3 separate regions of the Homo sapiens genome follow, and regions 2 and 3 are each linked to region 1. A link is an interaction called in ENCODE POLR2A ChIA-PET data of the cell type or tissue named here. Cell type or tissue: OCI-LY7. All regions are shown on one strand. Each heading gives the region's core, and the rest is flanking DNA. Links, peaks and the distances in the headings are about the cores only. Region 1 holds the start of MIR4645 (microRNA 4645). Region 2 has its middle 8.6 kb from the start of SERPINB9. Region 3 holds the start of LOC124901242 (a long non-coding RNA gene).

The links. ChIA-PET counts read pairs that join two places held together with the same protein. Peaks named below come from ENCODE experiments on the same cell type or tissue, not always from the same donor. Only the 100,000 strongest peaks of a DNase experiment are listed, where the experiment ranks them.
Region 2: POLR2A ChIA-PET joins it to region 1 with 19 read pairs; 21 of 35 experiments call an interaction of 5 or more read pairs at or near these places.
Region 3: POLR2A ChIA-PET joins it to region 1 with 11 read pairs; 16 of 35 experiments call an interaction of 5 or more read pairs at or near these places.

Annotation. Positions count from the first base shown.
Region 1 is chr6:2,843,812-2,854,402 of GRCh38, forward strand. It overlaps MIR4645 (microRNA 4645), which reads right to left and starts at 10,296; the gene lies at 10,220-10,296. RefSeq lists enhancers at 5,024-5,318, 8,531-8,720, 10,016-10,591 and a silencer at 5,097-5,339. In OCI-LY7, for the core only: CTCF peaks have their summits at 2,686 (motif pointing right) and 2,902; DNase peaks (open chromatin) are centred at 2,690, 5,190, 5,710, 6,130 and 2 weaker places; H3K4me3 peaks cover 4,304 bases; H3K27ac peaks cover 6,435 bases.
Region 2 is chr6:2,906,576-2,917,166 of GRCh38, forward strand. No RefSeq gene overlaps it. Among named protein-coding and RNA genes, the nearest start is that of SERPINB9, 8.6 kb to the left of the region's middle. RefSeq lists enhancers at 1,188-2,021, 2,022-2,855, 9,807-10,349 and a silencer at 1,880-2,174. In OCI-LY7, for the core only: CTCF peaks have their summits at 4,383 and 5,315 (motif pointing left); DNase peaks (open chromatin) are centred at 4,806 and 5,316; H3K4me3 peaks cover 1,343 bases; H3K27ac peaks cover 3,649 bases.
Region 3 is chr6:3,055,064-3,065,654 of GRCh38, forward strand. LOC124901242 (a long non-coding RNA gene) reads left to right here and starts at 25. Exons shown (of 2, transcript XR_007059409.1): 1 at 25-961; 2 at 1,436-2,294. It also overlaps a transcript of RIPK1 not described here. RefSeq lists an enhancer at 1-264 and silencers at 8,577-8,626, 8,657-8,946, 9,137-9,246. In OCI-LY7, for the core only: no CTCF peak of the experiment used is centred there; a DNase peak (open chromatin) is centred at 8,818; H3K4me3 peaks cover 965 bases.

The sequences.
Region 1 (10,591 bases), core at 1,484-9,483:
CTTTGCTCAGAGATTTCTTCCATCAAATATCCTAGTTTATTGCCTTTAAGTTCTGCCATTCAGAAAACACTAGGACATAGACACAATTCAGCCAAGTTCATTGCCACTGTGTAACAAGGATGACCTTTCCTCCAGTTTCCTTTTAAGATCTCATCAAAAGTGTCTTTACCATCTATACTTCTAACCGCATTCTGATCAAGACCAGACCACTTAATTAATCTCTAAGATGATTTAGGCTCTCCCTACAGCTCTCCTTGTCTTCTGAGCCCTCACCCTTAATTTCCCTTAAAGCTCTGTTTATGTCTATACAGGCTTTTTCCAGCATGCATCTCCAAATTCTTCCAGCCTCTACCCATTACTCAGTTTCAAAGCTGTTTCCACATATTTAGGTATTAGTTATAGCAACATCCCATTCTCAGTATCAATTTCTGTCATAGTCCATTTGTGCTGCTATAAATACCTGTGATTGGGCAATTTATTAAAAACAGAAATGTATTGCTCACAGTTCTGGAGGCTGGGAAGTCCAAGAATAAGGCATCCACATATTTGGTGCCTGGTGTGGGCTGCTCTCTGCTTCCAAAATGGCACCTTGTTGCTGCATCCAAGGGGGAAATATACTGTATCTTCACGTGGCGGTGGGAGGGATGGAAAGGGATGAACGCACTCCCTCAAGGGCCCAAATCCCACCCATGACGGTTCTGCCCTCATGACTTAAGCACTTCTTAAGGCTCTACCTCTTAATACTATCACATTGGTGATAAAGTTTCAACATATGAATTTTGGGGAGACACATTCAGCCCATAAAACATCTGTTCTGTCAGGTGAGGACACAGCATTTGTCCCTTCTGCCTTTCCCACCAAATGAGAACACCGCAAGAAAATGCCCTCATCAGACACTGAGTCTGCACCTGCAGATCTCGAACTTCCCAGCCTTGGACTTCCCAGCCTCCAGAACTGTAAGAAATAGGTGTCTAGTGTTTACAAGATGTTTTGATAAAGCAGCAGGAAAAGACTAAGACAGGGGCTCTTCTTGAGAAGCCGGCCTTGTTCTTATCCCTCTTGTCTAGGAGAAATGTGTGGACACGGCCACATTACTGCCCCCGAGTCTTCCTAGCCCATCTCATCCAACAATAATATGGAGAAGTGTCAGTCTCCTAAGCGTTTTTCCTTATTCTCCTCCACCTTGAATTATTCCTGAATTATTCCTCCTGCCTCCAGCTCCTGAAAGTAGAACTTAGACTTTTTCTGGCTCTTCAAACGAGCTGCTACTGATCACCCAGAACTCTCAGAAGCATCTTGAGAATTTTTTTCTTCACTCTTCAAGTCATTTTGAATTAGCTTGTTTTCTTGTTCAGTTTAAGAAACTGCTATTAAGTGAATTGTGACACTTTTAATAAACTTGCAGCATGGTGAAATTAAAAGTCTCACAATAGCGTTTTGTAAATATGTTAAATATAATTCTTGTGGGTAAATTATTTCCATGTTGTGCTCGCTGGGTAATATATTTTATTTTAGGTACTAATATATTTTATTTTATTTTATTATTTTATTTAGGTAAAATAAAATAATATATTTTCTTTTAGGTAATTTATTTTAGGTGATTTATTTTAGGTAATATATTTTATTTTATCCTCAAAAGATAAAATGTATAGTAATCCACTAGCAGTTCAGCAACTGGAAATATTTTAAACTCAAAAAAAGCAATTTTTGTGTGCCATAGCCTGTATTTAGTATAGCAAAGGAGAAATATGAAAATAATTATTACATTTGTTTTTAATAAATAATTTTTTGAGCCTGGGCAACATAGGGAGACCCTATCTCTAAAAAACTTTAAAAATTAGCTGGGTGTGGTGGTACACACCTGTGGTCCCAGCTACTTGGGAGGTTGAGGTGAGAGGATCACTTGAACCCAGGAGTTGCATGAGGCTGCAGTGAGCTATGATCGCGCCACTGCACTCCAACCTGAGTGACAAAGTGAGAACCTGTCTCAAAAATAAAAAACAAAAAACACCAAAAAACTAATTTGTAACTTATAAACACAACTAGAAAAATAACACAAAATCATTTTACAGATAATGTTTTCTTATAATAGTCTGAGAATTTTGGGTGAGACTAATTTCATGACAGTGAATAATTTTGGCCCCTGGACAGTGGTTGCAGATAACAAGACGCTTCCAGGAAAGTCTAAAATCATTTACATTTTCCTATCTTAGGCAGCTTACGTGATTGAAATGAGAGAAACAGATAAAATAATCTCTCAGGGTTTCTTCTTTTTTCTTTTCTTTTCTTTTTTTTTTTCTTTTTGAGACGGAGTCTTTTTGTGTTACCCAGACTGGAGTGCAGTGGCACGATCTTGACTCTGCTCACTGCAACCTCCGCCTCCCAGGTTCAAGCGATTCTCCTGCCTCAGCCTCCTGAGTAGTTAGGACTACAGGTGTGCATCACCATGCCCAGCTAATTTTTTGTATTTTTAGTAGAGACAGGGTTTCACGATGTTGGCCAAGCTGGTCTCGAACTCCTGACCTCAAGCAATCTGCCCGCCTCAGCCTCCCAAAGTGCTGGGATTACAAGCAAGCCACCGCGCCTGGCCAGGGTTTCTTTTAGTCCTTTCATTTTCTGCCAAATAATGGAAGAAACCTAGCATTAAAATTTCAGCTGTGTAACACAGCTTCATCCTCCAGAGGGCAGAATTCCATCATTTATAAAATACAAATCACTGGCTTCCGCTGAGACATAAATGCCAGGACATCACGTAATTTCTCCTTTTCAGTCCAGCTTGGTCCTCCTCACTGGGGTACCTAGAATGTCTATAATTTAATTTTCTCTTGCAAATATCCATGTAAGCAGTCCACTGGGGAGTTCCTCTGACCTCGCATCCTTCTTTCCCCCTCATTTCACCAGCTTCCTTTCAGTGTCTCACCTTAGAAGGCTCATTTTCTTTCAGGTCTTTGTCCCTGATATTGCCTCTTTCTAGATGACTCACCCCTTCTTCTAATTCTGGTCTCGGCTCAATGCCACCTCTTCCCTGAGACCTTCCCTGGCTTCTGTTCTCATCCCGAGTTACTTTCTGTTTGCTTTGTAGCCTCAGTCACCATCAGAAACTGGTTGCCTATCTCCTTCAATAGAACATAACATCAGGAGAATAAGGCTTTGACCCAGTTGTTCACTGCTGCGTCCCCAGTATCTAAAACACCTGGCATATAGTAGTTGTTTAGGAAATTTTGCTGAATAAGTGAATGAAGATTATAGCTCAGAACAAACCAAGCCATGTGGACAGATGATACAACATTGCTCAGTTCAGTTTCTTGATGAATGATAAGGAGAATAAAAAGCTCTCTAAACTGCATGGATAGAATAACTATAATTTGAATGAAAATGGAGCCCCAACAAGAGGAATTCAGGTCCCAGTATAAACAGCAAGATACAGGAAGCAAAGTACATGACAGAAACGATCTGCATGGCATAATCATGGTGCAAAAAAGTTTGCCTGGGAATTCAGAACGAAGAATGAGGCGTTCACCGAAGCCTCCGATTATTACTCTGAGGACAAGATAAACAAGAGTAAGCTTATATTGTAATAAAGGATTGGCCGGGCACGGTGGCCCACGCCTATAATCCCAACACTTTGGGAGGCTGAGGCGGGTGGATCACCTGAGGTCAGGAGTTCGAGACCAGCCTGGCCAACATGGAGAAACCCCGTCTCTACTAAAAATACAAAATTAGCCAGGCGTGGTGGTGTGCACCTGTAATCCCAGCTACTCAGGAGGCTGAGGCTCGAGAGTCGCTTGAACCCGGGAGGCGGAGGTTGCGGTGAGCCAAGATCGCGCCACTGCACTCCAGCCTAGGCAACAAGAATGAAACTCCGTCTCAAAAAAAAAAAAAAAAGGATTGTTAGCTGGCTATAAAAATGACCTAAAATTGCCAGGTGCGGTGGCTCATGCCTGTAATCCCAGCACTTTGGGATGGCGAGGCGGGTGGTTCATCTGAGGTCAGGAGTTCGAGACCAGGCTGGCCAACATGGTAAAACCCTGTCTCTACTAAAAATACAAAAATTACCTGGGCGTGGTGGCATATGCTTGTAATCCCAGCTAGTTGGGAGGCTGAGGCAGGAGAATCGCTGGAACCCGGGAGGTGGAGTTTGTAGAGAGCTGAGACTGCGCCACTGCACTCCAGCCTGGGCAACAGAGTGAGACTCTGTCTCAAAAAAAAAGAAAAAAAGAAATGACCTAAAACTGTGGCTCACTTGGGAGGGAGGTCTCTCAAGGTATGCCACAGGGCTCTGCCTGTGTGTGGTCCTGTCTCACCCTCTCACAAACAACTTTGATGGAAGCATAGAGGGCCACAAAGAAGAAATTTTCGAATAGCACAAGCCTATTGCCGTGGATGACAGAATCAAGATTTGAAAGAACTCCACTAGGTGAAATGTCATCCCAGACCAGTATGAAGAAACGTAATAATGACGATATAGATGCTTTAAATTTAGATTTAAAAAAAATCAATTCTGCCAATGCCAGAAGTGGGAGGCCTATTTTAGTAGCACTTCACATGAAGAAAAATCTGAAATTTTAACTGACCACAAAGTCAATATTCACCAATATGGCGAGGAAGGTTTTAGCACTGGTAGAAGCATAAGCAGCCACATCCAGTAAGGGGGTAGGGGCCATGCCCCACACTCTGGCCTGACCTGTTTAGAGATGGCTTTCAGATGTGGGTGCCACCCATAGTCAGAGGGAGATGAGGGTGATATTCTGTGGCAGAATTTCGGAAGGAGTTGGATTTTCTTCATTCAGAGGATAAGACTCCGAAATGAGAGAAAACCATCAGGTAGATCTGGACAATACAATACGGAAATTGGAAGGAAGCTTTTGTGGCAAGAGGACCTGGGTCTGAATCCCAGTGCAGCCTCTTACTGGGTGGGTCCTTGAGGTGAATTTCTCATATCGTCACAGACCCAGCCGCATCATCTATGATTGGAGATAGAAATGGCAATCTCCTAAGGTTTTTGGGTAGATTAAATGAAATGTCTATAAAGGTTAGGATCAATCGAGATACAGTCCAGAAGGTGGTTAAGAGCATTTGCCTCCCCTGTAGTACACGTGCAGTAACTGGTTGTTGGAGCTCAGGCTGCCTAAGTGTGTTTCAGGTATGGCAACAGGAAGCTGAATGCAAATGAGAGCACGTCCCAGGAGCCACAACCTCTAGCCCCACCCACTAGCGACGCACAGCACAATTCGCGACAGACACTTACCAACCAGTAAGACTGGATGAGAGACAGACCAGAATGCTTGTTCCAACACACCTGGGTGAGGAACACCTAGTCAACCTTCCACAAGTGTAGGTGCCGTCGCATGGAGCACTGTGTCATGGACAGCAGGCTGCTTCTGCATGGCTCTGGGGACTAATGTGGATGTGTCGGAAGCAGTGTGATGTCCAGAACTTTCTCATACACAGACGGGAAGCCCTCCATGGAAACGCGATGCTCGTTTTTGTCACCGAAGCCAACTTGATAATCTACTCAGGGATAGTGAAGAGGAAATTTCTACTTTGGACCAAAGAATGCATGAGTTAACATCAAAGTTCTAAATGTTGTTCTTAATTCTAAATTGTCTATGAATTCAGCAAGTTGGGCTACATTTTTGTAAGGAACCCGCAACAGCCCAGCACTCTGGACAGGTTCAAGGGACAAAGCAGTGGCAGAGGCATCTGCTTTTTAAAACACCTGGGGCCAGGCGCAGTGGCTCACGCCTGTAATCCCAGCACTTTGGGAGGCCGAGGCAGGTGGATCATCTGAGGTCAGCAGTTCGAGACCAGGTTGGCCAACATGGTGAGACCGCCCCCACCCCGTCTCTACTAAAAATACAAAAAGTTAGCCGGACGTGGTGGTGCACGCCTATAATCCCAGCTACTCGGGAGCAGGAGAATCGCTTGAACCCAGGAGGCAGAGGTTGCAGTGAGCTGAGATCATGCCCCTGCACTCCAGCCTGGGCAATAGAGTAAGGCTCTGTCTCAAAAAAATTAATTAATTAATTAATTAAAAAAAAAAATATATATATATGTATATGCACCTGGGAGCCTTGATGTAGGACTCTGTGTAACAGCTGCATTGTAGGGGATGGCTCAGACCTGAGCTCCACACCAGGGTTCTCAGCTCCCACCCCAAGTGTTGACCTGGGGATCTGCCAGGGGACAGCCTTTGGGACCCTTTCCCCGACTCTTCTGACATTTCCTTTACAGGAAAAGCAGAGCAGAATATGTAACTCATTTCATTTCCTTAAGTACTCTCTCCTCAGTATATGTTTTTTAATAGTTTTTAATTTTTATTTTACTTTTTTGAGACCAAGTCTTGCTCTGTTGCCCAGGCTGGAATGCAGTGGCGTGATCTCAGCTCACTGCAACCTCCGTCTCCCAGGTTCTAGCAATTCTCCTGCCTCAGCCTCCCAAGTAGCTGGGATAATTTTTTGTATTTTTTAGTAGAGACAGGGTTTCGCCATGTTGCCCAGGCTGGTCTCGAACTCCGGACCTCAGATGATCCACCCACCTCGGCCTCCCAAAGTGCTGGGATTAGAGGTATGAGCCACCGCGCCCAGCCTGTTTATGATATTATGAATTTCAAGGCTACTTAGAGTTTCAGTAAGTTATAGCTAAAATGTAAAAATTTAAGTCCTCTTTTTTTTTCTTTCTAGAGACAGAGTCTTTTTCTGTCACCCAGGCTGGAATGCAGTGGTGCCATCATAGCTCACTATAGCCTGGACCTCCTGGGCTCAAGTGATCCTTCTGCCTCAGCCTCCTGAGTAGCTGAGACTACAGGTGTACATGCCACTGTGCCTGGTTAATTTTTTTTTTTTTTTTTTTTTTTTGTAGAGACAGTGTCTTGCTATGTTGCCCCAGCTGGTCTCAAATTCCTGTGCTCACGTGATCCTCCCACTTCGGCCTTCCAAAGCACTAGGATTACAGGCATGTGTCAGCCACTGTTTCAGGTCCCTATACTCATTTTAAAAGAGAGAGAGAGAGGGACAAATAAAAGTTAGCCATGTAAGCAGGAATGAACTCAGTGCCCAATCCCTCTCCCCTCTGCAGAGGTCGGGTGGGGCTGAACGTTCTAGCCCTTTAAATATGGACTTGATCTCTCTGGCATGGCCAGCCCCTCTCTTGAAGCTCTCTAAAGGCCCACTTTGAGGCACCTCACTGGCATAAGCTCAGGCATGGTCAGAAGGAGCGCTTTACAAATAAACAGACATCCTTATCACTCAGGAAATTCCAGGAATTTTTGAAGCTCTGTGCCAGGAACCAAGGACTAAGACCAAATATATTTTTATTTTTATTTATTATTTATTTATTTATTTATTTTTTGAGATGGAGTTTCGCTCTTGTTGCCCAGGCTGGAGTGCAATGGTGAGATCTCTGCTCACTGCAACCTCCACCTCCCAGGTTCAAGGGATTCTTGTGCCTCAGCCTCCTGAGTAGCTGAGATTACAGGCACCCACCACCACGTCCGGCTAAGTTGTTGTTTTTTGTTTTTGTTCTTGTTTTTTTGAGAGATGGAGTCTTGATCTGTCACCCAGGCTGGAGTGGAGTGGCGGTATCTCGGCTCACTGCAACCTCCACCTCCCGGGTTTGAGCGATTCTCCTGCCTCAGCTTCCCAAGTAGCTGGGACCACAGACGTTTGCCACCACTCCCAGTTAATTTTTGTATTTTTTTAGTAGAGTTGGGGTTTCACTATATGTTGGCCAGCCTGGTCTCAAACTCCTGACCTCAGGTGATCTGCCCACCTCGGCCTCCCAAAGTGTTGGGATTATAGGCGTGAGCCACCGTGCCTGGCCAATTTTTTGTATTTTTTTGTAGAGACGGGGTTTCACCATGTTGGCCAGGCTGGTCTTGAATTCCTGGCCTCAGGTTATCCGCCTGCCTGAGCCTCCCAAAGTGCTGGATTACAGGCATGACCCACCAAACCCAGCCCAAATATATTTGCATATATATATATTTTAATATCCCACGCCTACACTCTGGGATAACTCAGCTCTTACAGGCAGTAATCATGGGTCAGACCTGCCATTATCCAGTTCAGCCCATTTCATTTGACAGACACCTGGTGAATAGAGACATGCAGGGACTCTTGTCCACATTTGCCCAGTTGGCTGATAGCACAGTGTACAAAGTCTGTCTGCAGCAGGTCATAATTTCACAGCTCTGCCACATGCATGTATATCACTGTACCAAGCGTGTTCACATGGTATGGTGCTGACACATGTTGACGGAATGTGGTACAGACCCTCTGTGTGAAGTGTGTTCACACAGTGCGGTGCTGACCCTCTGTATGAAGCGTGTTCACACGGTGCGGTGCTGACTCTCTGTATGAAGCGTGTTCACCTGGTGCAGGACAGACTCTCTGCATGAAGCATGTTCACACAGTGCGGTGCTGACCCGACCCTCTGTATGAAGCATGTTCACACGGTGCAGTGCTGACTCTCTGTATGACACATGTTCACACAGTGAGGTGCTGACCCTCTGTATGAAGCATGTTCACGTAGTGCAGTGCTGACTCTGTATGAAGTGTGTTCACACAATGAGGTGCTGACCTCATGTATGAAGCATGTTCACACAATGCGGTGCTGACCCTCTGTATGAAGCGTGTTCACACGGTGCGGTGCTGACTCTCTGTATGACACATGTTCACACAATGCGGTGCTGACCTTCTGTATGAAGCGTGTTCACACAGTGCAGTGCTGACCTTCTGTATGACACATGTTCACAGAGTGAGGTGCTGATCTTCTGTATGAAGCATGTTCACATGGTGCAGTACTGACTCTCTGTTTGAAGTGTGTTCACATGGTGCAGTGCTGACCTGTATGAAGGATGTTCACGCGGTGCGGTGCTGACTCTCTGTATAACACATGTTCACGCAGTGAGGTGCTGATCTTCTGTATGAAGCATGTTCACACAGTGCAGTGCTGACTCTCTGTATGAAGTGTGTTCACACGGTGCATTGCTGACCTTCTGTATGAAGTGTGTTCACACAGTGAGGTGCTGATCTTCTGTATGAAGCATGTTCACACGGTGCAGTACTGACTCTCTGTATGAAGTGTGTTCACACGGTGCGGTGCTGACTCTCTGTATGAAGCGTGTTCACACAGTGCGGTGCTGACTCTCTGTATGAAGCATGTTCACACGGTGCGGTGCTGACTCTCTGTATGAAGTGTGTTCACCTGGTGCAGTACAGGCTCTCTGCATGAAGCATGTTCACACAGTGCGGTGCTGACCCTCTGTATGAAGCGTGTTCACACAGTGCATGTGAAACCAGAACCGACAGTCGAACCCAAGCAGAAGTCTTGACCAAGCACTTCCCTCCTGGGAATGCACCATGATATCACCACACCGAAGTCCAGGCTGGCAAATAGGGACATTTAAGTGACATTTAAGCTCGTGGTGGCCCTATGAGGAGTCATTGCTGACTGAGATGGGATTTTAAGGTGTTGCCTGCCTGTGTGTTCTCAGACCCTCTCCTGAAGCCCCACCCCTTCCCCTGATCCTCTCCTGGGACCCCCCTCCCCTATCCCTGACCCTCTCCTGGAGCCCCCCTCCCCCCTCCCTGTCCCTCTCCTGAAGTCCCCTCCCCTGACCCTGTCCTGGGACCCCCTCGCCTTTCCCTGACCCTCACCTGAAGTCCCCTCCCCTTTCCCTGACCCTCTCCTGGAGCCCCCTCCCCTCTCCCTGTCCCTCTCCTGAAGTCCCCTCCCCTGACCCTCACCTGGGACCCCCCTCCCCTTTCCCTGACCCTCTCCTGGGACCCCCTCCCCTTTCCCTGACCCTCTCCTGGAGCCCCCTCCCCTCTCCCTGTCCCTCTCCTGAAGTCCCCTCCCCTGACCCTCTCCTGGGACCCCCTCCCCTTTACCTGACCCTCTCCTGAAATGCCCTGCCTGCACCATTGTCTTATATTTTTCTCATGGTTAGACTGGGGTTATGGTTTTTTCTGGGAAAGGCCACAGAGGTAAAGTGACATCTCATTGTGTCATATTCAGGGTCCATGCCATCAACATGACTCATCAGTGCTGACGCGGTGATGACCTGGGGGACGCAGTGTTTCTCAGGTTCCCCCACTGAGCCTCTGCAACTCCAGTAGTGACAAACCGCTCCACCCCCCGCCATCCATTTTCTTAATTGTTCAATTGCTAGTATCACATTTCATCAAGAGACGCATAGCAGAGTCCAACCAAGACTCCATGATAGAGAAACCAGGCAAGAACTACTGTCTCGTCGCAACTTGAGGAGACAATATTTCTTGCCTGGTTTCCCTATCATGGAAACTGAGTCCCCCACAGTTTCGTTTCCTCAATCGAGCTAATTACTGAGGTTGCTTAGCAGCCTCCGGAGTGAGCACAGCGGAAACTATCATTAGGGAACTTTGAACGTTTCTGTGAAATGCCAACAGGAAATGTTTCGGCATTTTCAAAATATTTAGAAAATTCCCTGTTCAGTTACAAAAGTGAATCTGAATCTTACCCTGCAGAAGTTAAACTGCTCCCTCTTCTGGATAAAATTACCTTTGTAATTTCTTTTTACAACCTACAGCCTATTGTGCTTGGGTTTCCAAAT
Region 2 (10,591 bases), core at 1,741-9,740, 63 kb after region 1:
TCTGTCTCCCACACCGGACTGCGAGCCTCAGGACAGCCTAACCCTCCTTTACTAATTTTTATATTAGCACACTGTACATTTGGCCACCGGTACCTCAGGTTCCACATCCACAGATTCAACCAACTGCAGATGGAAAAATTTTTTAAAAAATCAAAAAATAATACAAAATTTAAAACAATACAGTATAACGGCTATTTGTACAGCATTTACATTGTATTAGGTATTATACATAATCTAGAGATGATTTCAAGCGTATGGGAGGATGTTACACAGGTTACATTTGCATAGGTTATATGCAAACACTACGCCATGTTATATTAGGGACTTGAGGATCCGCAGAGCTCAATGTTCGCTAGGATCCTGGAATCAATCAGATACCAAGAGACAACTGTATTTGCTGAAGCGTATTTGTTGAATGATTGAAAGGCTTCATACTGGGATTAGATGATCAAGAAATAGAGATCTGCAAGTGGGCAAACAGGGAAACGGCATTTCAGATCTGCATCATCCAGGTGGCTTGAGAGAACAGGGACCAAGGAAGGTCCCTGAAGATGGACTTGGAAGGGTCTGGAGGTTGTGTGTGTGTGTGTGTGCGCGCTCGAGTATGTGTGTCGAGGTTGTGTGTGTGTGTGTGTGTGTGTGCTCGAGTACGTGTGTCGAGGTTGTGTGTGTGTGTGCTCGAGTACGTGTGTCAAGGTTGTGTGTGCTCGAGTACGTGTGTCAAGGTTGTGTGTGTGCTCGAGTACGTGTGTCGAGGTTGTGTGTGTGTGCTCGAGTATGTGTGTCCAGGTTGTGTGTGTGTGTGTGCTCGAGTATGTGTGTCAAAGTTGTGTGTGTGTGTGCGCGCGCTCAAGTATGTGTGTCCAGGTTGTGTGTGTGTGTGCGCTCGAGTATGTGTGTCGAGGTTGTGTGTGTGTGTGTGTGTGCTCGAGTATGTGTGTCCAGGTTGTGTGTGTGTGCTCGAGTACGTGTGTCGAGGTTGTGTGTGTGCTCGAGTACGTGTGTCGATGTTGTGTGTGCTCGAGTACGTGTGTTGAGGTTGTGTGTGTGTGTGCTCGAGTACGTGTGTCGAGGTTGTGTGTGTGCGCTTGAGTACGTGTGTCGAGGTTGTGTGTGTGCTCGAGTACGTGTGTCGAGGTTGTGTGTGTGTGCTCGAGTACGTGTGTCGAGGTTGTGTGTGTGTGCTCGAGTACGTGTGTCGAGGTTGTGTGTGTGCTCGAGTACGTGTGTCGAGGTGTGTGCTCGAGTACGTGTGTCGAGGTTGTGTGTGTGTGTGCTCGAGTACGTGTCGAGGTTGTGTGTGTGTGCTCGAGTACGTGTGTCGAGGTTGTGTGTGTGTGCTCGAGTACGTGTGTCGAGGTGTGTGTGTGCTCAAGTACGTGTCGAGGTTGTGTGTGTGTGCTCGAGTACGTGTGTCGAGGTGTGTGTGTGTGCTCGAGTACGTGTGTCAAGGTTGTGTGTGTGTGTGCTCGAGTACGTGTGTCGAGGTTGTGTGTGTGTGTGCGCTCGAGTACGTGTGTCGAGGTTGTGTGTGTGTGTGTGTGTGTGCTCGAGTACGTATGTCGGGAGGGGGATAAGAAGAACACAGCAGCAGGAGATGAGCCTTGAAACGTATGTTGAGGTCAAATCGAAAAGGCCTGTATGCAAACCTTTGAAGCCCAGAGCTGACTCCCTTCCATGATCACCTGGTTTCAGCTATAATGGGCTTGGCACTAGCCTCCCATCCTCTGCCCATCTTCTTGTTCTCAAATAATCTTGGTTCTACAGAAGAGGATGTAGAGAGGAGAAGGGGCTAGGCAACGAGAAAGGTGGCAGGTGGCCCCCTGTGTCCCCAGTATTCTCCAATTATAATAGTCAAAGATCAGGCCAATGTTCAAAAATGATTCCTGGGATCGCTGGTGCTTATCCACCCAAAGGGCCCAGAATCTGCCCCAGTGGGATATAAGCCGAGAGCAGGCAACCTCCACAGGAGAGTCCCCGGCAGCAGTGATGACTGGGATGTATTTGAATCTTACAGAAGAACCCTTGGAATCCAGCCAGTCAGCAGCTCACTGATCTCAGATAACATCATCCTGCATGCTACCTGGTGTGGTGAAAAGCAAGAGAGATCAGATTGTTACTGTGTCTGTGTAGAAAGAAGTAGACATAGGAGACTCCATTCTGTGCTGTACTAAGAAAAATTCTTCTGCCTTGAGATGTTGTTGATCTATGACCTTACCCCCAACCCCGTGCTCTCTGAAACATGTGCTGTGTCAGACTCAGGGTTAAATGGATTAAGGGCTGTGCAGGATGTGCTTTGTTAAACAGATGCTTGAAGGCAGCATGCTCCTTAAGAGTCATCACCACTCCCTCATCTCAAGTATCCAGGGACACAAACACTGCGGAAGGCCGCAGGGACCTCTGCCTAGGAAAGCCAGGTATTATCCAAGGTTTCTCCCCATGGGATAGTCTGAAATATGGCTTCATGGGAAGGGAAAGACCTGACCGTCCCCCAGCCCGACACCCGTAAAGGGTCTGTGCTGAGGAGGATTAGTAAAAGAGGAAGGAATGCCTCTTGCAGTTGAGACAAGAGGAAAGCATCTGTCTCCTGCCCGTCCCTGGGCAATGGAATGTCTCGGTATAAAACCCGATTGTACGTTCCGTCTACTGAGATAGGGAAAAACTACCTTAGGGCTGGAGGTGGGACATGCGGGCAGCAATACTGCTTTGTAAAGCATTGAGATGTTTATGTGGATGCGTATCTAAAGCACAGCACTTGATTCTTTACCTTGTCTATGATGCAAAGACCTTTGTTCACGTGTTTGTCTGCTGACCCTCTCCCCACTATTGTCTTGTGACCCTGACACATCCTCCTCTCTCAGAAACACCCAGGAATGATCAATAAATACAAAGGGAACTCAGAAGCCGGCGGGATCCTCCATATGCTGAATGCTGGTCCCCTGGGTGCCCTTATTTCTTTCTCTATACTTTGTCTCCGTGTCTTTTTCTTTTCCAAGTCTCTCGTTCCACCTAACGAGAAACACCCACAGGTGTGGAGGGGCGACCCACCCCTTCAACCTGGTAGAATTTGTTTGAGCCTCATGTATTGCATTATGGAAGGGTTTTTCTGGACTGTGAGTACACGTTTAAGTAAATAAAAGCTACTCACATTTAAAGCCTCAGTTTAATGAACAGATTTTTTATTTACAAAAACTATTCTGTCAGTAATGGGGGTTTATGAGACAGAGGGAGGTTTCAGGCTGTGCTTGGAGAGAGTGCTTAAAAGGCAGTTAAGATGGTAGTGTAGAAGCTAAAGGGGGATTGTGAAGCCAGGCAGTAGCAGGGATGACTCAGAAAGGGGGCGAATGTAAGAGGCCTTGAGAGGAAACCAGTCCAGCACCCAGAGGTGAGATGGGGGAGGAGGCCCTGATGGCTGAGCCTTGTGCTGCATGCTGGAAGACGGGGTTTAAGGAGGAGACGCAGATTTGGGCGCAGGAGAATGGACATATTGAAATTGACATCAGAAGAGGGTTATCAAAAAATAAACAAGGGAGATGTAATTTAGAAGCAATATTAAAGATTAAAATTAGACCAGGCCCAGTGGCTCACACCTGTAATCCTAACACTTTGGGAGGCCAAGGCAGGTGGATCACTTGAGGTCAGGAGTTCAAGACCAGCCTGGCCAATATGGTGAAACCCCATGTCTACTAAAAATACAAAAATTAGCCAGGCGTGGTGGCATGCGCCTGTAATCCCAGCTACTCAGGAGGCTGAGGCAGGAGAATGGCTTGAACCCAGGAAATGGAGGTTGCAGTGAGCCAAGATCGCACCACTGCACTCCAGCCTGGGCAACAGACTGAGATTCTGTCTCAAAAAAAAAATAATAAATAAAAATTATAATTACACAAGTGCAATTCTAAGTACATGTGATGGCAGCAGAATTGTGTGTATTCTCTACTCTTCTGTAGTTCCTCTTTTATTTTCCTTTTCATTGATTCTGAGTACTACTTACTAAAACGTGTTTTTTTCTCCAAAGTCTGTCAGCGATTCTAAGATATATTCACTTCAATGGGAAGTGACTGGAAGTCTTGGTGAACGTCGTTATCTTTGTTTAAACAAAGTGCCTGGTAATATTAAACAGCAATGCCAACTTCGAACATTGCCCTCTTACTTCCCCTAAAGAGGGACCTCCAAATGAATCTCTACACAAAAAATTAGGTAGGGTCCTATAACGAAATGCTTTAATTGTCTAGCGCAGGGTTTCTCAACTGACGTATTGCTGATGTGTGAAGCCAGATCATTCTTTGCACTGGGTGCTGTCCTGTGCAGTGCAGGACATTCAGCAGCATCCCTGGCCTCCACCCCCTCCATGCCAGGCACACCTACCCCTCAATGATGATAACCAAAAATGTCTCCAGACATTGCCAAATGTCCTCCAGGCCGGGGCACAGTTGCCCCCTAGGTGAGAACCATGGGTCTGGCAGATTTATTCATGCTAGGAAGCCTTGATAACAGGAGGAAAACAGAACAGAAAAAAAAAAAAAATGAGTCTTCAGGTTTAAATCTAACCTGGCCCCAGGGAACACAAGAAAGAGCAGACATAAAACTGAAAATGTTTCACCAGTAATTTTACAGAAGTTCTCCAGGTAACACTGTGATTTAAATGTCAAGCCACAGTGAAAATTAAGGTTGTTCCTCTATCACCGGCCCTTCCACCAGAAGCTGGAAGAAACAGCTGCAGGGGGATCTTCAGCTGAGGTCTGTGGATGCAGTTCGAGAGGTCAGCCAGACACCACTAATGTGACTTGCACAACATTGCACAGGTGGTAACACGCCGAGACACTTCCCCAGATCATCAAAGAAACCTGAGACTCAGAAAGGTTAAGGACTGCTTCCCTAAAGCAGTGCCCACTACCTCATTTGTACATATGGTTCCCATCATCCATTTTGGGGCAGTCAGAATATATTTGCCCTCTAAGCTCCAGAAGATATACATTCTCATTTGTGTTTTTTTCTTTTTTCACGTATTCATTATCATCCACTAAAAATAACCCATTTTATGGAAGGTTCATTTACAGCTGCAATTCTATTTTAAACACATTTAGCAAAAGTTTAAAACAAAAAATTGAAATTGTCTTTTTGTGGAATAGAATTGTAGCTTTACCTTATCAAAGATGCAATTTTGCTGTGATTTATGGATGCTTTTGTCTAGAGAAAATAACTTCATCACTTGATTTCTCCCACAAACACTACAGGAGATTCCCCATCCTGCACAGTTCACCTTTCTATCCATTTCTGCCATGTGCTATCATGAGGTCCTTCCTGCCACCTACAGGCCACCCCAGCTTTTACCGGCTGATGTGAAGGTATGAAAAGGCCCCTCTGTGGAAGCACAGGAGAAAAACATGCCATCATTCTCCCCATGTGATAGGTACATTTCCACCTGTCCCTATGAGCACCATGGCCATGGCAGAGGAGATGCTCAGGGGCAAGAAAAACATATTTCATGAGTTGCTCTCATCACCCTCCTCCTTAATAAACTGCTGGCAAAAGTGCCATCTGGGCAGGGCGCAGTGGCTCACGTCTGTAATCCCAGCACTTTGGGAGGCTGAGGCGGGTGGATCACTTGAGGTCAGGAGTTCGAGACCAGCCTGGCCAACATGGTGAAATCCTGTCTCTACTAAAAATACAAAAAATTAGCCAGGCGTGGTGGCACACACCTGTAATCCCAGCTACTCAGGACGCTAAGGCAGGAGAATCACTTGAATCCAGGAGGTGCAGGTTGCAGTGAGCCGAGATTGCACCACTGCACTCCAGCCTGGGTGAAAGAGTGAGACTGTCTCCAAAAAAAAAAAAAAAAAAAAAAAAAAAGTGCCATCTGCACCTGAATTCATCCACCAGGGAAGGTCTGGATCAGAAGCACATCAACCAAGCCCTCTATGGCCACCTAGTCGTCAGTCCCCAGTCAGTGAACACTGGGGTGTAGCCAGCAGAATAATGCCCCTTGCCAAAGATGTCTTACCTCCTAATCCCCAAAACCAGTGACTGTCTTACATGGCAAAAGAGATTTTGCCGATGTGGTCCCTCTAGTTAAGAATCTTGAGATGGGAGACGTGCTGGTTATCTGGTATTATGTTCATTTTAAATGTTATTGTAATCAGGTTCTTCTGGCCTGTGTGCTCAGATCAAAGCCAGGTTTCCCAATGACCCGGTAGCCAATTTGCAATGCTTAAATATGGTTTATTGCCAGAGACTCACACATACCCAATCAATCGAGCAAACATTCACAATACAATTATTTTTTTCATTGTTTCTTTTCCTGTGAGTGATGGGAATGACATGATACAATTACTAAAGGCAGTAATGAGCGGAATGGCAAACCCAGGCTGTGGCTGAGGAGGCCAGCACAGCAGACACTCCTCTCACACAGAGCCTCTGGGCAGCCCGTCTCACCGGGAGGAGGCACTTTTTTTTTTCTATTATAAGTTTTAGGGTACATGTGCACAACATGCAGGTTAGTTACATATGTATACATGTGCCATGTTGGTGTGCTGCACCCAGTAACTCGTCATTTAACATTAAGTATATCTCCTAATGCTATCCCTCCCCCCTCCCCCCACCCCACAACAGTCCCCAGAGTGTGATGTCTCCTACAGGCAGGAATTCTCAAGGTGCCTCTGACAGTGTCAGTTCCTTGCTGGTTTTATGGTTTTCCCCAGGTGTGTCCGTCATCATCATCTCAGCCACCTTTTGGCTCCATTTTCTATCGGTTCCTTTTGGGTCTCAAGTGGTACATGCCACAGCAAATGTAATCTCATCTCTTATACATATGTTTATCGCCTTAAAGAAAAACAACTTTACTATGAGCTCAGGCTCAGTCTAGTACACATACGCTTACCACTTTAAGGAGTAAACAACTTCACTGTGGGCTTCATGCCACTTGAAAACCAAAAAGTATCTGAGGCAAGTCTGGATCAATTTAGAGGTTTATTTTGCCAAGGTTAAGGGCATGCCGATGACACGGCCTCAGGAGGTCCTGAGAACAGGTGCCCAAGGTCAGGACACAGCTTGGTTTTATACATTTTAGGGAGACATGAGACATCAATCAATACGTGTAAGATGTACTTTGGTTTGGAAAGGCAGGACAACTGGAAGCAGGGGCTTCCAGGTCATAGGCAAACCCAGAGGTTTTCTGAATCAATAGAAAGGAATGTCTGGATGATGATAAGGGGTTGTGGACACCAAGCTTTTATCATGCAGGTGAAGCCTCCAGGTAGCAGGTGTGAGACATAATAAACCGTAAATGTTTCTTATCAGACTTAAAGAGTCTGCTCTATCAGTAATTCCAAAACGGAAGACTGCATAATGAGGCATGTCCGGCTCCCCTTCCCATCATGGCCTGAACTAGTTTGCAAGTTAGCTTTGGGCCTTTACCGAGAGGACGGGTCCATATAGAGGACTGAGGGCTTAGAATTTTATTTTTGGTTTACACACATAACACAAGCCACTCCATTTTTAGACATTAGGATCACAAATCATTCTTATAGATCATCTGGGTGGGCTCAGTGTGATCACAGGTCCTCATGAGAGAGGGAGGAGGGCCACAGCCAGAGGAGACGTGAGGACAGAGGCAGAGGTCAGGGTGATGCGGAGCCACAAGCCATGGAACACAGGCGGCCTCTAGGAGCTGGAAAAGGCCAGGAAGCAGATTCTCCCCGGAGCCTTGGGAGGAATCAACCCAGCTGACCCGTTTTGGAGTTCTGACTTCAGAGCTGTACGGTGTAAAGCTCGGTTGTTTTCAGCCATTTGAGGTTTGAGGTAATTTGTGATGGCAGCAATAGGAAACGAATACACTGGCTTAGTCACAGAGTAGCCAATATGGGGCCTCAGCAACAGGACTGCTGCAGGGCTCACAGGCACCCTCAGAGACCAGCTGGCTGTACCCGCCCCTAGTGCAAACAGGCACCGCCCTAAGTTCTTTATGTGCCTCTCAGCTAACCCTCACTATCACACACCGAGGCCCTGCAGTAAGTACCCACCAAGATGAGGAGACTGAGTTTGTTCCCGATCTCCTAGGTGGTTGGTGTCAATGAAGTCAGGGTTGGAAACTGTGATTTGATTCCACAGCCTGCATCCTTGATCATTCCATAAAATCCCGATTGCTGCTAGCTCCTTCCCAATTTGGTGTCACTAATATAATTTGTAACCACTGTTCTGTGAATAAAGAATGTAATTCTCTGTAAATAAAAACTACATTTTTTTTTTTTTTTTTTGAGACAGCCTCACTCTGTCACCCAGGCTGGAGTGCAGTGGCGCAATCTCAGCTCACTGCAACCTCTGCCTCCCGGGCTCAAGTGATTCTCCTGCCTCAGCCTCCCAAGTAGCTGTGATTACAGGCATGCACCACCAGGCCCGGCTAATTTTTGTATCTTTAGTAGAGATGGGGTTTCAACATCTTGTTCGGGCTGGTTTTGGACTCCTGACCTCAGGTGATCCACCTGCCTCGGCCTCCCAAAGTGCTGGGATTACAGGTGTGAGCCACCGTGCCGGGCCAAAGCTACATTTCTAAAAAATAAAACTAAAAACTACATTTCTGTCACCATGTCATGTGAAACAGCTGGACAGATCTCACCAAATCTGAAGGGTCCATTTGAGATGTAAAATAAGGGCTATGTTGAAGAGACAGTTACTTTAAATCTGGGAGAGTCCACAGAGAGGTACCACTTCCCCCGGAGTTGCTGAAACTAGGCTAGGGAGCTGTCCAGGGCAGCCTTGGCATAGACATCAAATATGAAGCCCAAATCCCACGTGGAAACTTGAGTTGGAGGTGTTGATTTGGGGCCAGTCGACACATCACTTGGGGCAGGTCCAGGAGGTATGCTTCCATGTGAGAGTGGCTGGATCACCCATGTGCACCCTGGAAGGTAGAAGGAAAAGATGTGCCTGAGAGAAACTTTATTACTAAATCAAAAGTTACTACAGGTTACTATCAGTTATTATAATTTTAGCAAATTTTTATAAGTCCAACATTAATTATTTCTTTTTTTCCTAGACAAAGGCTTGCTCTGTCACCTAGACTGGACTGCAGTGGCACGATCTCGGCTCACTGCAACCTCTGCCTTCCAAGTTCAAGCAATTCTCCTGCCTCAGCCTCCCGAGTAGCTGGGACCACAGACCTGCACCACCACACCCAGCTAATTTTTGTATTTTTGGTAGAGGTGGGGTTTCGCCATGATGCCCAGGCTGGTCTCGAACTCCTGACCTCAAGTGATCCACCTGCCTTGACCTCCCAAAGTGCTAGGATTACAGGCGTGAGCCACCACACCTGGCCTAATTATATCTTTCTATTAAGCCTTACCTAATAATAGTAGAGTAGGATTCTCTTTGGCTGGGTCACTATTCAATAAAATATTAAAGTTCATCCATGTGCCTCTGTTTCCCAAAGTCTCTTTGCTGTTACTATTGAGGACATTTTAGGAAATGAAGAGACAAATCATCCACAATCCAATAACCCTGCAAGCTATTTTTCTATATTATGTTATCCTCTCTTTTATCATATGCATGTATATTTTGCTCACATTTTTTAAAGCCACATAAGAAATGTATGTTTCCATTTGGAAAATTAGAAAATATGCAAAGCAAGAATTACAGAAAACTCTATGCAGAGATAAGGATCATCATGCATGTGCTGACTTTTATAAACAGGGTATCATCCCCTGATCTTGCTTCTTCCACATCACCAGTGGACTGCAGTGCCTCACCCTGCAGTTGTGAGGCTATACTCCCTTAAGCCTTAGCAGGGGTCTTCTGAGTCTCTCAGGGGCACGATGGGAAGGAAAAGGAGCTGAGTGGATGAGGCGGGAGATGGGAGACAATTATTTCAAAGAGTGCACCTCCACTGTCAGATGTTTTGTTTTAGCTTTCTGCTAAAATATTTTTTAAAAGGGAGTGCCTCACACTTAAAAAAGGCGTGAAGGCCATTTTTACATACAGAACAACAAACAGGCCAATCAGTGCAAATTCTTTTACATTTCAATGAGTGAAAATGTCAGCCAAGAAAATGCCATCTAGTGATATTTGCACAACAGTACCCTACACATAATAGGTCATGATTCTAGAACAAAATGTGAAAGTTCATCCATTGTCCTCAAATAATCAAGCCTCTGGGGAGCCTTCCAGGGCAGCAGCTGCTAGAAGGTTGGTGTCTGTAGTGTCTCCAGCACAGCAGGGTCTGGTCTGTGTCCAGGCTGCTTCTGCCATGCTCAATCTCACCTTACTCTTGAAGGAAATAAAAGGCTAGGAAGCCAGAAGAAATACTCACACTGAGGGCACTGGCCCACCAGGGATGGCATTAGCAAAAGAGACTCAATGAGGATGAGAAAACAGAGATGACAGAGACCCAAATAACATTTGAATTGGACTCTACCTGCAAGTGGAGCTTTACCATCCAGGTGAGGCAGTCATAAACCTAGGCTGGAGTGTGTGTGTGTGTATAATCATCCTGTCGGAACAGGCAAAGGAATGAACTGGAGTACCCATCAATGTTGACTCTCCATTAAACTGCTCTTAATTCCTTACAATCACGTACTTCTGGCCTCTCCTGTCTTCCCTC
Region 3 (10,591 bases), core at 1,423-9,422, 210 kb after region 1:
ATCTCAAGTACCCAGGGACGCAAACACTGTGGAAGGCCGCAGGGTCCTCTGCCTAGGAAAGCCAGGTATTGTCCAAGGTTTCTCCCCAGTGTTAAGTCTTACACCTGCCCACTCAAGAGGCAGGAGTTAATCCCAGAGGTCTGTGTCCTAATGCATTATGGCAAATGGATGTCACGCATGTCCCTTCATTTGGAAGATTGTCATATGTTCATGTAACAGTTGATACTTATTCACATTTCATATGGGCAGCTTGCCAGACAGGAGAAAGTACTTCCCATGTTAAAAAACGTTTATTGTCTTGTTTTGCTGTCATGGGAGTTCCAGAAAAAATCAAAACTGACAATGGACCAGGATATTGTAGTAAAGCTTTCCAAAGATTCTTAAATCGGTGGAAAATTTCACATACAACAGGAATTCCCTATAATTCCCAAGGACAGGCCATAGTCCTTGGGTGCATGGCTCCAAAGAAAAAGTTCGATTAAAGGAAAGTGGTTTAAGGACAAGGAAATGGCTAGAAAATGGAAAGTCTTGGAAACAGAGCCAGTTGGGGGTTGGGAGGGCGGTGCTGGTGAACAGTTTAGGCCGATTGTCTTTTTTTCTAGTGTTTGCTGGCTTCTGCCCCCTCATTTGGCAGTCACCTGCCACTGTGACCTCCCCAAGACCCCTCTCCAAACTCTATACCTTGATTTCTGGTGTCCCGGAAATAGAGACCAGAAACACTGATGTCCCACTCCAACGATAGAGCAGAAGGAAGGAAGGTTTCCCCTGTGGTTTAGAACGTTCCTAACGAAAATAACTGCAACTCTTGATTGCACCTCCTGAGGGTCGTTGGGACTTTCCCTCTCAGACATTTATTGGTTCATTCATTCGTTCATTTTGCTGTAACTCACAGTGGCCCCCATCCTAAGGTGCACTGCTGGGATTGGTCTATGTGCTGATGATGTTCTCCTTGTCTTCAGAGGTGAGAATGTGCCCTCCCTCCGAGATGCCCTCTTGCCCCTGAGCTCCCCAGCAGGGAACAGGCTGCCTTGTCTTGTGAGTCCAGATCCTGGGAACAACTTTCATTTAGGAATGGAACAGCAGGTCCTGGGAGCATTGGCGCCTGCGCGCCCATCATGCGCGTGTGTGATGCAACATCACCACCTTGTGGCAGCGAGGAGCTATCACAACGTGGACTGAGCAAGTTGCTCCCTGCTTGGGGTTGGGAGCTGGACTGGCCTAGTTCCCTGGGTCTTTTTTTGTTGTTTTTGTTTTTGTTTTTGTTTTTGAGACAGAGTCTCGCTCTGGCCCAGGCTGGAGTGCAGTGGCGCGATCTCGGCTCACTGCAAGCTCCGCCTCCCGGGTTCACGCCATTCTCCTGCCTCAGCCTCCCGAGTAGCTGGGACTACAGGCGCCCGCCACCACGCCGGGCTAAATTTTTTTTTTTTTTTTTTAGTAGAGACGGAGTTTCACCGTGTTAGCCAGGATGGTCTCGATCTCCTGACCTCGTGATCCGCCTCGTGATCCTCCTGATCCTCGAAGCCGCCCGCCTCGGCCTCCCAAAGTGCTGGGATTACAGGCGGGAGCCACCGCGCCTGGCCGTTCCCTGGGTCTTTTGAGTGGTGTGAGTTGAATGGTGGTAGATTCTAGGACAGTTCAGTAGGAGCCCGTCCTCAAAAGGAAAATAACAGAACTTCCTGCTAATCTGGTATTGGGGCTGAGCAATTACTGCACACTGATGAGATTGACCATAATTGCATCCTGAGTTTGAAGAGGAGGTCACGCTACTAAGACGAGATAAAATCAGCTCCAACGACAAACATCATCTCTGGGGGTTTCCAGATTCTCAATTTTCATTTAATCCCCAGCCTTAGTGGAAAGCAAGAGTCGGAGTCGGCATTCTGGGCAGGGAGGCAGGTGAGGCAGGTACACATCTCCTCTTCTCCCCAACGCCCCATGTTTCTATTTCTGAATAAAATGAACCATCATGGTGCTAAGGTAAAGCTAAACTAGCTGAGCCACCTCCTGAAGAGGACATTGCTTTTTTTTATTTGATGAGATTTCTTTCCCTTCTGTTACCAGCATCTCCATCCCTTTGGGAAACTGACTCTTAATAACAGAGTTTTTTGTACTTTTAAACTTTGTTTTTGTGTAGTCAAATATGTACAACATAAGATATGCTGTTTTATCCATTTTTAAGTGGACAGTTCAGAAGCATTAATTACATCGACTATGTTGTGCAACCTTTCCTGCTATTTATTTCCAAAACATTTTTCAACAGAACAAATAAAAACACGGTACTCATTGTAAAATAACTTCCCATTCCCCCCTCCTTTCATTACCGGTAGCCTCTAATCTACTTTCTGTCTCTATGATTTGTCTGTCCCATGTACTTCGTATAAGTGGAATCCTACAAAATGGGCCTTTACAGTCAGCTTATTTCCCTTGAAAACCTTGTTGGCAAGTTTCATCAATGTTGTAATATGAGTCAGAATTTCACTTCTTTGTGGCCGAATATTAAAAATGCACGGGTCGTTTGAGATTTGTGAATAATGCACCAATGATTCTTGGCATATATGTATCTGTGTGACTCCCTGCGCTTAATACTGTGGGTATCTACCGAGGAATGGAATTGTTATAACAATTCTATCGTCATCCTATGTTTAGCTTTTTGAGGAATAGCCAAAATGTATTTCGCAGTGTCTGTGCAATTTTACATTCCCACCAACAATGTATGAGGGTTCCAATTTCTCCATATTTTCACCAGCATTTATTATGTTGCTTTTTTTCCCCTAAATTATAGCCATCCTAGCAGATGTGATGTGGTATTTCATTGGGTTTTTGATTTGCATTTCCCTAATGACTAATGACTTGAATCGTCTTTTCATGCATTTACTGGCCATTTGTATACCTTCCTTGGAGAAATGTCTATCCAAGTCCTTTGCTTATACTTTAATTGGATTGTTTGCCTATTCATTGTTGAGTTGTAGAAGTTCTTTATATTCTGAATTTATCAGCTATATGATTTGCAAAAATGTTCCTTCACTCTGTAGGTTGTCTTTCTTGATAATATCCTTTGATACACAAAATTTCAGATTTTAATGAAGATTACTCCCAGTGGATTTTGTTTCTTTTTGTTTTTTCATTGTTGTTTTGCAAGAGATTTTGCTATCATATCTAAGAGCCTATTACCAAACCCAAAATTATGAAGATTTGCTTCTATGTTTTCTCCTAAGAATTTTATGATTTTAGTTTTTATATTTAGTTCATTGCTTGTGAGGGTTTTTTTAATACGGTGTGAAGCAGGGTCTAACTTTACTCTTGCATGTGGAAATACAGTCCTTCCATATCATCTGTTGAAGACTATTCTTCCCTGAATTGAATACTGCTTGGCACCCTTGGCCATAGACATATGAGTTTATTGAGGATCCCTTGTACATGTCTTGCTGCTTTTATGATTTTCTCTTTGTCTTATACAGACATCCCTCATTTCATTGCATTTTGCTTTAGCGCAATTCAAAGATATTGTGTTTTTCACATATTGAAGGTCTGTGGCAACTGTGTCAAGCAGGATTTTGGGACCATTTTTCCAACAGCATGTGCTCATTTCTTGTCTCTGTGTTACGTTTTGGTAATTCTCACAATATTTCAGACATTGTCATTATTATTACATCTGTTACAGTGATCCGGGATGTTACTACTATAATTGTTTTGGGGTGCCACAAACTAAACCCATATACGTTGACAAACTTAATGGATAAATGTTGTGTGTGTTCTGACTGCTCCAGTGAGCAGTCATTTCCCATCTCTCTCCCTCTCCCAAATTCTTTGAGACAACACAACAATATTTAAATTAGGGTAGTGAAGAACCAACCCTATAATGACCTTTAAATCTTCAAATAAAAGGAAGAGTTGCATGCCTGTCACTTTAAATCAAAAGTGAAAGACGATTAAAGTTAGGAAGACATGTCAAAAGCCAAGATAAGCCATAAGCAAGACCTCTTGCACCAAACAAGCTGCCAAGTTGTGAATGAAAGAAAAAGTTATTGAAGGAAATTAAAAGTGCTGCTTTAGTGAACACATGAATGATAAGTAAAACAGCCTTATTGCTGACATGGGGAAAATTTAAGTGGTCTGTATAGATCAAACCAGCCACAGAACTCCCTTCAGCCAAAGCCGAATCCAGAGCAAGGCCCCAACTCTCTTCAATCCTATGCAGGATGAGAGAAGTGAGGAAATTGCAGAAGAAAAGTTGGAAGCTAGCAGAGGTTGGTTCTTGGTTCATGAGGTTTAAGGGAAGAAGGCATCTCTGTAACATAAAAGTGCAATGTGAAGCAGGAAGTGCTGATGGAGAAGCTGCACCAAGTTATCCAGAAGATCTAGCTAAGATCATTGATGAAGGTGGCTACACTAAACAGATTTTCAATGTAGATAAAACAGCCTTCTATTGGAAGAAGATGCCACCTAGGACTTCCATAGCTAGAGAGGAAAAGTCAATGCCTGGCTTCAAAGCTTCAAAGGATAGGCTGACTCTGTTGTTAGGGGCTAATGCAGTTGGTGACTTTAAGTTGAGACCAATGCTCATTTACCATACTGAAAATCTTAGGGCTTTAAGAATTATGCTAAACCTACTCTGCCTGTGCTCTCAGTGGAACCACCAAGCCTGGGTGACAGCATGTCTCTTTACAGCATAGGTTACTGAGTATTTTAAGTCCACTGTTGAGACTCACTGTTCAGAAAAAAAGATTCCTTTCAAAATATTACTGCTCATTGACAATGCACCTGATTACCCAAGAGCTCTGACGGAGACGTACAAGGAGATGAATGCTGTTTTCATGCCTGCTAACACAACGTCCATTCTACAGCCCATGGATCAAGGAGTAAATTCAACTTTCAAGTCTTATTATTTAAAAAATACACTTCCGGCCGGGCGTGGTGGCTCACGCCTGTAATTCCAGCACTTTGGGAGGCCAAGGCGGGTGGATTAACCAAGGTAGGGAGTTCGAGACCAGCCTGGCCAACATGGGGAAACCCCGTCTCTACTAAAAATACAAATATCAGCTGGGCGTGGTTGCGGGCGCCTGTCATCCCAGCTACTTGGGAGGCTGAGTAACGAGAATCGCTTGAACCCGGGAGGCGGACGTTGCAGTGAGCCGAGATCGCACCACTGCACTCCTGCCTGGGTGACAAGAGTGTGACTCCATCTCAAAATAATAATAATAATAATAATAATAATAATAATAATAATAATGATAATGATAATAATAAACACAAAATAATTTTTAAAAGGCTATTAGCTGCCAGATATAGTGATTCCTCTGGTGGATCTGGGCAAAATAAATTGATAAATTGCTAGAAAGGTTCTCACCACTCTTGATGCCATTAAGAACATTTGTGATGCGTGGAAGGAGGTCAAAATGTCAACATTAACAGGAGTTTGGAAGAAATTAATTCCAACGCTCATGGAAGACTTTAGGGAAGGAAGTAGCTGCAGATATGGTGGAAATAGAACAGAACTAGAATTAGAAATGGAACCTGAAGATGTCACAGAATTGCTGCAACCTCATGATAAAACTTTCACAGATGAGGAGTCACTTCTTATGGATGAGCAAAGGAAGTGGTTTCTGGAGATGGAATCTGCCTCTGGGGAAGATGCTGTAACCACTGTTGAAATGACAACAGGCCGGGTGTGGTGGCTCACACCTGTAATCCCAGCACTTTGGGAGGCCGAGGCCGGTGGATAACCTGAGGTCAGGAGTTCGAGACCAGCCTGGCCAACATGGTGAAACCCTGTCTCTACTAAAAATACAAAAATTAGCCAGGTGTGGTAGCACATGCCTGTAATCCCAGCTACTCGGGAAGCTGAGGCAGGAGAATTGCTTGAGCCTGGGAGACGGAGGTTGCGGTGAACTGAGATTGTGCCACTGCACTCCAGCCTGGCTGACAGAACGAGACTCTGTCTCAAAACAAACAAACAAAAACCAAAAGATTTAGGATATAACAAAGTAAGTTGATAAAGCAGTGGCAGGGTTTGAGAAGATTGACACCAATTTGAAATAAGTTCTACTGTGCATAAAATGCTATCAAATGGCGTTACATGCTACAGAGAAATCTTTCATAAAAGGAAGAATCAATTGATGAAGCCAACTGATTTTAAAAAATTGCCGGCCAGGCACGGTGGCTCACGCCTGTAATCCCAGCACTTTGGGAGGCCGAGGTGGGTGGATCACGAGGTCAGGAGATCGAGACCATCCTGGCTAACACGGTGAAACCCCATCTCTACTAAAAATACAAAAAATTAGCTGGGCGCAGTGGTGGGCGCCTGTAGTCCCAGCTACTGGGGAGGCTGAGGCAGGAGAATGGCGTGAATCCGGGAGGCGGAGCTTGCAGTGAGCTGAGATAGCGCCACTGCACTCAGGCCTGGGCGACAGAGCGAGACTCTGTCTCAAAAAAAAAAAAAAGAAATTGCCACAGCCACTCCAGCCTTCAGCAACCACCACCTTGATCAGTCAGGTTCATTAACATTGAGGCGGGCCACTCCACCAGCAAAAAGATTATGACTCACTGAAGGCTCAGATGACTATCATCATTTTTTTTAGTGATAACATGTGTTATGATTAAGGTATCTACATTTTTGAGACATAACGTGCACTTAATACACTGCAGTATAGTATATAACTATTATATGCATAGGGCTGCTAAAGCGTTGCGTGATTTGCATTATTGTGGTATTCGCTTTATTGTGGTGGTTTGGAACCTACCCCACAATATCTCTGAGGTATGCCTGTATATTGCTGGCAGGAATGTAAAATTGCACAGTAGCTTTGCAAAAACAAGTTTGGCAGTTCTTCAAAAAGTTAAATATAGAGTTATACCATATGACTCACCAATTCTACCCACTGGTATATATCCATGATAAGCTCAAGAAAACATACCTCTATACATATATTTATACATGAATGTTGATAGCAGCATTATTCATAAATATATTTATACATGAATGTTGATAGCAGCATTATTCATAATAGCCAAAGATGGAAAAAACCCAAATGTCTGTCAATTGAAAGGGTAAACAAAATAGATATATGTATACATATTATTATATTATTCAGCCATAAAAAGAAATGAAGCCTGACAAATGCTACCTTGAACCATCATGAATGAACCTTTAAAACATTATGCTAAGTAAAAGAAGCAGCCACGAAAGACCACATATTGTATGGTTCATTTTGCATGAAATCCCCGAAATAGGAAAATCCAGAGACAGAAAATAAATCTGTGGTTGCCAGGGATTGTGGGAAGGAGGAAATGGAGAATAATTGCTAATGGGTATCACAGTTCCTTTTAGGGTGATGAAAATCTTCTGGAGTTAGATAGTGGTGATAGTTGCACAGCTTCATCAATATACTAAGAACTACTGAATTGCATGCTTTAAAAGGATGAACATTATGGTATGTGAATTGTATTTTACTAAAGGTGTTATTTTATTTATATATTATTTATTTATTTATTTATTTTTATTTTTATTTTTATTTTTTGAGACGGAGTCTCGCCTGTCGCTCAGGATGGAGTGCAGTGGTGCAATCTCGGCTCATGGCAACTTTCGCCTCCAGGTTCAAGCGATTCTCCTGCCTCAGCCTCCTGAGTAGCCGGGTCTACAGGCGTGCACCACCACGCCGGGCTAATTTTTGTATTTTTAGTAGAGACGAGGTTTCACCATGTTGGCCAGGCTAGTCTGGAGCTCCTGACCTCGTGATCTGCCTGCCTCGGCCTCCCAAAATGCTGGGATTACAGGCGTGAGCCACCGTACCCAACCTTAATAAGAACAAGCTAGGCACCTAGGGTGTCAAATTGAAGGAGGCTCTGATTCTCAGGGCCGCGCAAATGCAGGGTTGGCACCTATGCGTGTGGCCCTCCTGAAATTTTGTGCCTTAGGCACCTGGCTTGCTTCTCCCTAATTCAGGCCCTCAGGAGAAAGCTCTAATTCTGGTCAATTTGAAACAGGAGGGCACGGCTTCTGGGCGACGCTCCGTGCTCCAGAGAGAGCCATTTGTCTGTTCCCTTCCTCTGGACGTCACCGTGCCAACATGAAATGCTTCCAATTGAGTCCAGCCTGAGATGGAAGGGGGTGGGGGGATATCTGATGACATCACGAACTGCTGCATCAACTCCCCCGAGTCCCTGCCTCTGGATCCCCTGATAGAGGACACAAGGAGTGTCCTGAGCCCGTGTGACTCAGTGTCTCTTCCCATCACTTTGCGGGAAAATGGGGCTGCTTACACCACACCGCAGCCCAAACACCTGTGGCTAGAGAAGGGCTTGGGTACTAGGAGTGAGGACGCCTGGTTCTGGGCCCAGGACTAGTACTAGTTAGTGGTGGGACCTGGAACAAATGCTTTGGTTCTAAGTGAATCCCCCATATTCATGACAAGAGGCGTGGAACACAGACCCATGGGGCCTTCCCACTGGAACAGGGAGCTTGGCTGTCACCCGACCTTCGCTTCCTTAAGTAGAAAAGCCCAGGGTTCCAGGCTCCGTCTCCTTTCCCGCAGACGCCTTGTTTCTTCGCGCGGAGGCCCTGGACGCCGCAGGCTCCCAACCTACTTCTCTGGGCTGTCAGGTTCTGAACCCGGTCCTGAAGAGGCCCTGGCGCCGGGGGTGGGTGAGGCCGAGCGCGCGCCTTGGGAACCTGGCCGGCCTCAGGCTGGCGGGAGCATTGGCGGACATCGCCCTGGGCGGGGCGGACTGGGGGTAGACGGATCTGCCTCTGCGCCTAGCCCTGCCCTCCGCCGCCGCGCGAACGCGCGCGCCTCCCCGGCTAGTCCCGGCAGGCGGAGCCCCAGTTAGACTGCTCGTCAAGTGTGGGAAAAGCTCCGTGGCGTCACAAGCTACTATATAAAAGGCGGTGCCCGCCGGGGCCGAGTGGGAGTCCGCGGCGAGCGCAGCAGCAGGGCCCGGTCCTGCGCCTCGGGAGTCGGCGTCCAGGCTCGGAGCGCGACACGGAGACTAGGTGGCAGGTGAGGACGTCCCCGCGCACGGCCGGGGTGGAGCACGGGAGTGGCGAGCTTCAGGTCCACCGGCTGCCACCGAAAGATGGGACCTGAAGACAGGAGAGGTCGCTCAGCCAAGAGCCCCGGGGAGGCGGTGGTGTCTCGGCGGGGTCAGCAACGGTCTGTGGGGGGTCCCCTGCAGCGCGCAGCCGGTTTCCGCCTCCGCAGCTCCCAGCCAGCGCGGACGCCGCCCTCCCCGGCGCCTCCTCGCTGCCCTTCCCTGGCCGAAGCCCTCCCCTGCAGCCTCCTCCCCACCTGCCGGCCCTGTGTTCTCACTGCTCCTCTCTGCTCTGGGATCCGCAGGATGACGTCTGTCCTGGTTCTTCTTCTGTCTTTCAAAGTCACTAGTCTCCAGTTCTAAATCCGAGCACTCTTACCCATTCTAATTCTTTCAGTAACTCAGCGAAACGGATGGGGCCCTTCCTTCCCCGGAGCACTCCTCCAGGGACTGAGAATCTGCAGAGCCAGGCTCAGCGCTCGCCTGCAGAGCCTGCGGTCTGTGGGACCCGCCAGCAAGATGAGGAATCACTTTCGGGAGGAAGGGTCGTGCTGGGGAGGGTCGCGCCGGCGGGGTCAAGAGAACCTCCTCTAGGGTGGGAATCAGAGCCTCCGGGCCGCGGTGTTTGAGGGTGAGTGGAATTAATCCCGTGATGGACGTGGGGCCTTCTAAGGGGGACCAGGAGTTTGCGAAGAGGTGACTTTGGGAGGGGTTCAGGATGGCCAGAGGTGGAGGCTGTGACCTCAGTGAGGCTGGATCAAGGGAGGGGCAGGTGGAGAAGAAACCGTTTTAACGAGGTGGCTTTAAGCGGATCCTAAGGGCCCCAGGAGATTTAGGAGGAAGGACAAGAGGATTAAGACACCGCTTTCTGGTCGGGTGCGGTGGCTCACGCCTGTAATCCCAGCACTCTGGGAGGCCGAGGCGGGCGGATCACGAGGTCAGGAGATGGAGACCATCCTGGCTAACACTGTGAAACCCCGTCTCTACTAAAAAAAAGAAAAAAAAGAATACAAAAAAATAGCCGGGCGTGGTGGCGGGCGCCTGTAGTCCCAGCTACTCGGGAGGCTGAGGCAGGAGAATGGCGTGAACCCGGGAGGCGGAGCTTGCAGTGAGCTGAGATCGCGCCACTGCACTCCAGCACTCCAGCCTGGGCGACAGAGCCAGACTCCGTCTCAAAAAAAAAAAAAAAAAAAAAAAAAAAGACACGGCTTTCTGAGGTGCCGTGCGGCTGTGGCGGGGGTGGCTGGGGGTGCGGGTTGTGTTCATTGTCCAAGGCTCTCCAGTGCTTTGCGTGGCGTTTTGGGGAGCACAGATGAGGTGTCCCGACAGTGGGGAGTGGCTCTAGGGAGACCAGAGGCTCGGGAGGGGGCCTGGGCATTAGACCAGGCACAGGATCCAAAGTGGGAAGAAATGTGGGCGTAGAGGGCAGGCCTTGGAGATGGGTGTGGGGGAGGAGGGGGAGATGGAAAGGAGTCAGGGAGGTCTCCCAGGCTCACCTGGAGGAGTCAGGGTCTCATTTCCAAGTGCACTGGGAACTGCAGCCTGGGGGTGGGGGTTCATTTGG